Regions from separate parts of the Homo sapiens genome. Here region 2 is linked to region 1. Evidence: chromatin loops called from intact Hi-C (ENCODE). Cell type or tissue: heart right ventricle. All regions are shown on one strand. Each heading gives the region's core, and the rest is flanking DNA. Links, peaks and the distances in the headings are about the cores only.

The links. Hi-C counts contacts between places; a loop is a spot of excess contacts. Peaks named below come from ENCODE experiments on the same cell type or tissue, not always from the same donor. Only the 100,000 strongest peaks of a DNase experiment are listed, where the experiment ranks them.
Region 2: it touches region 1 in a loop (3.0-fold over the local background); 2 of 110 quality-filtered maps call a loop at or near these places.

What each region holds. Positions count from the first base shown.
Region 1 is chr1:167,897,284-167,901,685 of GRCh38, forward strand. ADCY10 (adenylate cyclase 10) reads right to left here. Exons shown (of 33, transcript NM_018417.6): 5 at 4,379-4,402; 6 at 2,140-2,345. It also overlaps a transcript of DCAF6 not described here. Among named protein-coding and RNA genes, the nearest start is that of ADCY10, 15 kb to the right of the region's middle. In heart right ventricle, for the core only: no CTCF peak of the experiment used is centred there; a DNase peak (open chromatin) is centred at 2,178.
Region 2 is chr1:168,072,504-168,076,905 of GRCh38, forward strand. DCAF6 (DDB1 and CUL4 associated factor 6) reads left to right here. Exons shown (of 22, transcript NM_001198956.2): 22 at 2,868-3,333. The coding sequence ends at 2,932. Among named protein-coding and RNA genes, the nearest start is that of GPR161, 62 kb to the right of the region's middle. In heart right ventricle, for the core only: no CTCF peak of the experiment used is centred there; no DNase peak of the experiment used is centred there.

The DNA.
Region 1 (4,402 bases), core at 197-4,196:
GAGACCAGCCTGGGTAACAATGGTGAAATCCTGTCTCTACCAAAAATACAAAAAAAAAAAAAAATTAGCCAGGTGTAGTGGCACATGTCTGTGGTCCCAGTTACTCAGGAGGCTGTGGTGGGAGAATCGCTTGAGACTGGGAGTTAGAGGTTGAAGTGAGCTGAGATCATGCCACCTCACTCCCCACTGGGTGACAGAGTAAGATTCCATCTCAAAAAAAAATATATATATATGTATATATATATAGAGAGAGAGAGAGATATGTTGTTGGAGATGCAGAAGAGATGAGAGAAAGCATCAGGCAGTGCTAACCAGAGATGTGTGTGACAACATCGGCTGGCAACTCTCTTGTGTCACGGTCACTGCAAGACAACGGAACCACTGAAGTGCTGTTGCAGACTGCAGGAGACTACATCAAAAATATCAACAAGGCCGGGCGCCAGGGGCTCACGCCTGTAATCCCAGCACTTTGGGAGGCCGAGGCGGGCGGATCAGGAGGACAGGAGATCGAGACCATCCCGGCTAAAACGGTGAAACCCCGTCTCTACTAAAAATACAAAAAATTAGCCGGGCGTACTGGCGGGCGCCTGTAGTCCCAGCTACTTGGGAGGCTGAGGCAGGGGAATGGCGTAAACCCGGGAGGCGGAGCTTGCAGTGAGCCGAGATCGCGCCACTGCACTCCAAGCCTGGGGCGACAGAGAGAGACTCTGTCTCAAAAAAAAAAAAAAAAAAAAAAAAAAAATCAACAAAATGCAATGTGAGATCATGCATACAGTCCTGGAACATTCCACTAAGTGGACCACAGTGGGAAAACTGGTGACATTCAAATAAGGTCTTTAACTAGTGCATAGTATTGTACCAATGTTAATTTCCTGGTTTTGACTATTGCAGTCTTGTTATGAAAGATGTTAACATTAGGGGAAGGTAGGTGAGGGATATATGGAAACTCTGTATTATTTTTTCAACTTTTCTGTAAGTCTAACATGAATTCAAAGTTAAAACAATTTTTAAAGGTATCAAGAATGATTGAAGAGAGGCTGGGCGTGGTGGCTTACACCTATAATCCCAGCACTTTGGGAGGCTGAGGTGGGTGGATCACGAAGTCAGGAGTTCAAGACCAGCCTGGCCAAGATGGTGAAACCCCGTCTCTACTAAAAATACAAAAAATTAGCTGGGCGTGGTAGCGGGCACCTGTAATTCCAGCGACTCGGAAGGTTGAGGCAGGGAATTGCTTGAACCCGGGAGGCGGAGGTTGCAGTGAGCCGAGATCACGCCATTGCACTCTAGCCTGGTCAACAGAGCGAGACTCCGTTTTTTTTTTTTTAAAAAAAGAATGATTGAAGAGCATGGGAATGGGCTATTGCTATAAGCCAGCTAGGCCATGCAGGCTGGATATGTCTTGCTGGAAGAGTGAGGAGTGGGTGGTGGTGGTGAGGGTTGTAGGCTGATGCATGAGTGTGGGAGTGCCTCCTATCTTGACCAGCATCTGCACGGATTCTCTGTCTTTTCTTTCTTTCTGCCGCGTAGTCCCATTCCTTTGGCTCATCTAGCAGCACACCTTTCTTCCACTTTCATACCCTCAAAGCACAGCTTTTTTAATTGTCCATATCCCAGGGACAGTTCTGCTTATAGTCAATCTGCAACTTAACCACAATGTTTTCTACTAGGCAGAGCCACAGGAAGAGAAGTCTCTCTTCTATCACTGAACTTCGCCGCACTTGCTCAACTCCAACCTTTACCTTCAGTGATCCCTCATCCTGGGTTAGGAGGGTGTTGGGTAAAGAAAGTGAGGGTCAATGACAGCCTTTAAAACTATTCCCCTCTGCTCCTGGATGAACCGGCAGACCCTTCTGGTTCCTTAAGCAAGGTCGCTAGCCCCTCAAAAGGCCTCAATCCCCAAATTCCATATCCTCAGTTACCCATAAAGAAGCCTAATCATTTCCTCCTCAAGCTCACCAGCCTGGGCTCCTCCCAGAGGAGCTGCCCTGGACTAAAGCCTCTGTAGCCTAACCCAGACTGACCCCATCCCAATCTCCAGCCCAGGAGCTTTATGAAACCAGCGTGCCCAGTGACTCTTCTGGCAGGGGGCCTCTGTTACAGGCTGGCAGAACTTTCTGTAAGTAGCAGCATCACACCCACCTTAACTGCTCTCTGATCTGGAACACTCTCAATTTCAATCATGCTCCGGTCACAGAGCTGCCAGCAGTTTGGTGACAGAATAACATCATTCATCTGAGCCATGTTCTGGGCAAGGCGCACATCGTCCACTGCCTGACCAATCACCAGAAAGTGGCTGTGTGTTTCATCTCCAAAGACCAACATGCTGATGTGGCCAGCAGCCAGTCCTGGCAAGAAGGCAAGGAATAGGTTTGCACAAGAAGTTCTGGATTATTTCCCAGCAGCACAGGTTTTTGGAAAAACCATAATCTTGGTGGGACTATACTATCTCAGAGCAAAATCTCACTTCTAAAACTTTACATAGGAATTATGGCATACCTCTTTTGGGCTCGGGCCTTCCAAAGCTCCCCTTCTTCCAAAGCTAGAAAGTTCTACCACTAAATTTTGCCTGTCTGTAACATTATCTCACTACATGGTCCTACCAGTCCCCAAAGTTATTTTTACCTTTTCTTCAATTATGTATACTTAAGGGCAACAGGGAATACCTTTAATAATTCTTATTTTGGGAGAATTTGCATTTTAGCAGAGATTGAAGCTGTAACTAAAAATAATCCCTTAGGGTTGAATTTTAGACAACAAAGGGTGGGGGAAAGGAAGTATGCATTTGACAGTTACACATCCCATCCCAACAACCATTTCTCTCATTGCTTTTAAGTTGGTAAATGAAAGTTTTGGAACCTAAGTGACAGAAGAAGATATTGTATAATATGACATGTACACAAAATATATGTATAAATGAACTGTAAGTGACACACATTTCTTTCAAATGACTGTAATACAATCAATGTTTATTTTTTATCTTCGCTCTCTGCTATACTGATTTGTCAGGGCTGACTCCCCCCTGATTCTACATACAGTTTGTTTTCTATCTGAAACACACTGATGTTTGGACTTACTCTAAAAAAAGGTGCTGGGACCCACCTCACTAACAGCCAATCAGCATGCAAGAGGGGGCTGGGTTCCCATCATTCTCAAGAAGGATAACACATCAGACTCCTTGGGTACTAACTTAGAAAAAATATTCAGTATTATAATAACTTTGATTTTTTTTTCAACAAAATATTTAACTTATTTGGGCTTTTTTTTTTGAGATGGAGTTTCACGCTTGTTGCCCAGGCTGGAGTGCAATGGCGCCATCTCGGCTCACTGCAACCTCCGCCTCCTGGGTTCAAGCAATTCTCCTGCCTCAGCCTCCCAAGTAGCTGAGATTACAGGCACCCGCCATCACGCCTGGCTAATTTTTGTATTTTAGTAGAGACGGGGTTTCACCATGTTGGTCAGGCTGGTCTCAAACTCCTGACCTCAGGTGATCCACCCACCTTGGCCTCCCAAAGTGCTGGGATTACAGGTGTGAGCCACTGCACCTGGCCTTATTTGGAAATTTTTAACAACATCAAAAGCGGGCCTAGGTTAAAGAAGGCTGAGAAACAGTTAATTGTATAACTGCTGATGATCCTATCAGGTATGACATGTGAGAATTCTAAGTTTTGCAAAGTTTAGTTAGGCGGAAGCTAACACCAACAGCACCAACCATAACTCTGTTACTCATTACTTATACCTCTCAGAATCTCATTTTTCATCTATGAAATGGATACAATGATGCCTGTATCTCAGGACTGTCATATAGTGTGCGTAATGTTTGCACGTGCATAGTGTGTAATGTCTGCAATGTAATAAGGAAATATGTGTGACTATTACTATATTATATGTATAACTTTAAGAAGCCTTGTGTAAAGCTGGAGCTGTGTTGCAGGCTGACCTGTTAAGCTTTTCCTACACCTCATTCTTATGAGGTAGGGGGTGACCAGTCTCATGTCGTTGCTGAAACTATGTAATGGCAAGCTAGTCTCTATTTTGTTTTATACTGCACAACCTTGACAAGCAGCAAGATGGAATAATAATAACAGCAGTAGCAGTCATAAAGACTATTTTATTGGGTGGTTCCTATGCATTAACTACCATACCAACTAATTTACTTTTTGTAATAGCTTATTAGGTAGATATTATGATTAACCCAAATTCTCTCAACTGGTATGTGAGGAAGCCAAAATTCACATTCTGATTGTCCTGATGCCAAAGTTCAGGGCATCATGGGGCTGAGCCACCATGTTCTACTACTTCTCTTTGGGAGAGAGAGATGCCCCAGGAGTCAAGACCCTATCCCAGCTGCCGTAGGATTTATTCCTTCTCAAATGCTTACCTATCTTGACTCGGATGTCTAGGC
Region 2 (4,402 bases), core at 111-4,110, 180 kb after region 1:
GGTACCTTGTTTGTTGTCTATCTTCCTCCTTAGAAAGTAAGCTTATAAAGAGCAGAGACCCAGTTTGTCTTAATTTGCAGCTGGGTCTTTAGGCTCCTAAAACAGTGCCTACCACATAGTAGTTGCTTAACAAATACTGAGTATTCTGGTAAATAAGTACACATCTAGTATCAAATCTCTAGCTAACAATGAATTTGTATTATTTCTTTTAAAGAAAGTAAATAAATTCTTTGTAAAGGGTAGCCTGGAAAATAAAACAACAGTGTTTTTTGTGAAACACAGGCTTCCATTGGGAAATTTTTTTCTTATCTACCTTCCCTCCCTCTGCAGCAAACTCAGTGTCTCTTCATATCATTATCTTCCCCAGTTTCCTGAAGAAATATTCTAACAGAATAAAAGGAACCTTTCTACAAATGTAAACCTTATTTACAAAAGCAATTTGACATTGCTACTTCTGAAAAACAGTATACATAGACATCCTGGCTAACATGGTGAAACCCCATCTCTACTAAAAACAAAAAAATCAGCCGGGTGTGGTGGCACGCTCCTGTAGTCCCAGCTACTCGGGAGGGCGAGACAGGAGAATCGCTTGAACCCGGGAGGCGGAGGTTGCAGTGAGCCAAGATCGCGCCACTGCACTCCAGCCTGGGCGATAGAGCGAGACTCGGTCTCAAAAAAAAAAGAAGAAAAAGAAAAACAGTATACATAGAAGTGATTCTTATTTCCAGTTTTTATTTAAGAGAACACACTGTTCTTCAGACCTCCTTGTCTATAATTGCCAACCAGAGATTTGTATAAGTGTTAACTGCTTTGCAGCCTTACTACTTCAGTAGCATTTCATGAACAGAAGATTTAATTAATTCTGAGAAGTTGGGCTTACATTCTGGAAGAGGTGACTATGCATCAGTTAAATGAATTGAATTTGAGGAGAGAACAACTATTCTGCTTTCCTCATTTCAGAAGCCACTGTCACTTATTCTGTGACCTATCGTAAGACTCTTGGCCCTCATTTGTCTCTTTATTGTGTGCCTCTGAGTGTAAAAGTCTAACCTCTACTGCAAACTCCCTGATTTAAAGGCTGTGACATTTTTTTCTTAACTCTCTATTATCCCATCTTCTTTATAATGTGACAACCAAAAGAAATTTGAGTAAGAAGCCTGCCAACTTTGAGATAGGCCGTTACTGCTTCATCATGCTCTAACATGACAGGATAGGTTTCTTGAATATATTCAGTCATACTCAGGATTCCCATTCCTGAGCCCTACTTAAGTAGAATAGCAACTTCATGTTTTGTTCTCTCTTGAAAGTATCACACAATAAAAACAATGTAATTTTTTTTATACTAATATCCCTTAGGTAGCCTTTTATTGGTCAGAAATTCTTCTACTGTGTTTAAATTCCTTACTGATCTATAAAGGTCTATTCAAATCTTATTTTGTTCATTTATTTTATAAATATGTATTGAATACATATTTATAAAATAAATGAACAAAATAAGATTTGAATAGACCTTTATAGATCAGTAAGGAATTGAATACTTATTTGTATTCAATACCTATTTGTATAATTAAGGTTATAAAGGTTACACATACATTATGTCATTGGTTTGACATTGGATTAGAGTTGGCATAGAGGAGATTTAATCTAATTCACTTGGACAATTAAACAATTAAAAGGGACATATAGTCCCTTCAGTGTACTGTTCTTGGTGCTGTTGACCTAGGATCCAGTGGGAGCATTTAATCCTGTGTAGATAATAAATAAAATCTCAGGATTCAGTCTTCTCTTGCTGTTGACAGTGGGACTGAACTGTTTTCCTTATGCTTAACCTTAATATTTTCCATGTTACTATGTGGAAATGTTTCTGGGGCAGAAACATCCTAGTTCCATCTCAGTGATGGTAGTGATTTTATGCTGTTGCCTTCTTCACAATACCCTTATGTAATGTATCTTACCTTCATAAAACTTATATTCATTTATTCAGTAAACCTTCATTGAACATCCTATACTAGGCTCTGAGGATATAAAGATAAAAAGAAGTAACTCCTGCCCTCCAGGAACTCTCAATCTGGTCTGCAGGAAGACATGCAAACGACTATTACTGTAATTAGGATCATCATTATGAAGTTCATATAAGATATTCTAGAATGTGGAGGAGGGAGTTCATAATTCTGCAGATAGCCTGTTTGGAAATGTCCAGGAAAAGTTTCACCAAGGGTATAATAGTTGTATTGAGATGAGTAAACCTTTATAGCTAAAGAATTGGGCAAAAGTATCCCAAGCAGAGGAATAGCAAGTGTAATTCCTGAAAACTTGAACGAGCATACTGTACTCACCAGTTTGTAAGTTTATATTCACTTGAGTATTTAACCTAAATAAGCTCCTTGAGACCAGAAATTTACATCTGTTTTGGTCACCATTGTATTCTCAGGTTTTATCACAATGCCTGGAACATAGTATTTAATTTAAAAAAATCTTTTTACAAACAGAATTACACAAATCCTCAACAATCGTCCACATATTTTCTCTCACACAGCTGCCTCCTCACTCCCCTTTGCAGCACCTGATGTACCTCCTTAGAAACCTAGACTCCAAAGAACACTGTTTGACAACCACTGCAGTAGAACATAATATATCAAGATTTTAGGAGTGGGTTTCTTTTTTCATTTTTACATGTTTTAGAATAACATGCATAATCAAAGCTAATAATACTGTGTTTTCTTTACTCTTTTATTTGCCTCTAAAGACATCCACACATAGTGGTGAACTGATTTTTAATGCGTTTTAAATAAAAGGCATTGAAAAATATTAATAATTGTAATTACTAAAAGTATTTCTCTTTGCGATTCTCTTATCTGTGTTTCCAGACCGGTTGGAGGGTGACAGATCAGAAGGCTCTGGTCAAGAGAATGAAAATGAGGATGAGGAATAATAAACTCTTTTTGGCAAGCACTTAAATGTTCTGAAATTTGTATAAGACATTTATTATATTTTTTTCTTTACAGAGCTTTAGTGCAATTTTAAGGTTATGGTTTTTGGAGTTTTTCCCTTTTTTTGGGATAACCTAACATTGGTTTGGAATGATTGTGTGCATGAATTTGGGAGATTGTATAAAACAAAACTAGCAGAATGTTTTTAAAACTTTTTGCCGTGTATGAGGAGTGCTAGAAAATGCAAAGTGCAATATTTTCCCTAACCTTCAAATGTGGGAGCTTGGATCAATGTTGAAGAATAATTTTCATCATAGTGAAAATGTTGGTTCAAATAAATTTCTACACTTGCCATTTGCATGTTTGTTGCTTTCTAATTAAAGAAACTGGTTGTTTTAAGATACCCTGAATTTGACTTTTTATTTAATGCCTTGCTACTTTGACCCACAGTTTTCCAATCTCTCCTGTAGCATACGATGACTATTTTTCTATATTTTCTAGATTTAACAACCTTTTCCTTTTTTGCTTGTGTGGGATAGAATCACATAGAAGGACTTCCTTCATTTCTCCTTCCACGGTACAGCTGACCCTTGAGCAACCCAGGGGTTAGTGGCACCAGCCCCCCTCACAGTTGAAGATTCATGTGTAACTGTTGACTTCCCAAAAATTTGACCATTAACAGCCTGTTGATCGCAAGCCTTACTGATAGCATGGTCAATTAACACATATTTTGTATATTTTATGTGTTATATTCTATACTCTTACAATAAAGTAAGCTACAGAAAAAGTGTTATTAAGAAAATCATAAGGAAGAGAAAATATATTTACTGTTCACTAGGTGGAAATGGATCATCATAAAGGTCTTCACTGTTGAGAAGGCCGAGGAAGAAGGAGGCGTTGGTCTTGCTGTCTGAGGGATGGCAGAGGAAATCCACATATAGGTGGATCTATGTAGTTCAAACCTGTGTTGTTCAAGGGCCAACTATACTTTATTTTTACCTCCAGTCGTTATCGCTCCTGATCAGTGGAACCTCATTACACAAATAAAGGAGTTAGTCTTCAAGCAGAAATGACTGAGAGCATCATGGGTAGCTCACATAGTAGCATAAAGTAGCCCTGAAGGAAATGGCTTCTGGCCTCTCACTCCAAATTTTAAATTTCACTGCAAGTTATTGACCATCCAGTCTAATTTCTGCTCTTCCTTAACTCTAGTATCCACCTCCATTCAAGTCATCTACACCCAGACCTACATATCCTATAGGTTATGACCCAAAACTGCTCCTGCAGACCTAACCCTTCAATCATCCTCCCTCACTTCTACTAAATTTTCATTCTGCTGGTATCTTCCCCTCAGCCTATTCATGTGCTCATGTCTCTTCAGTCCATTCACAAAATAAATCTTTTCTTAACACCAAATTATTCTCTCTATACTTTCTGATTTCTCTCCTCCTCTTGTCATCCATATGAGCACA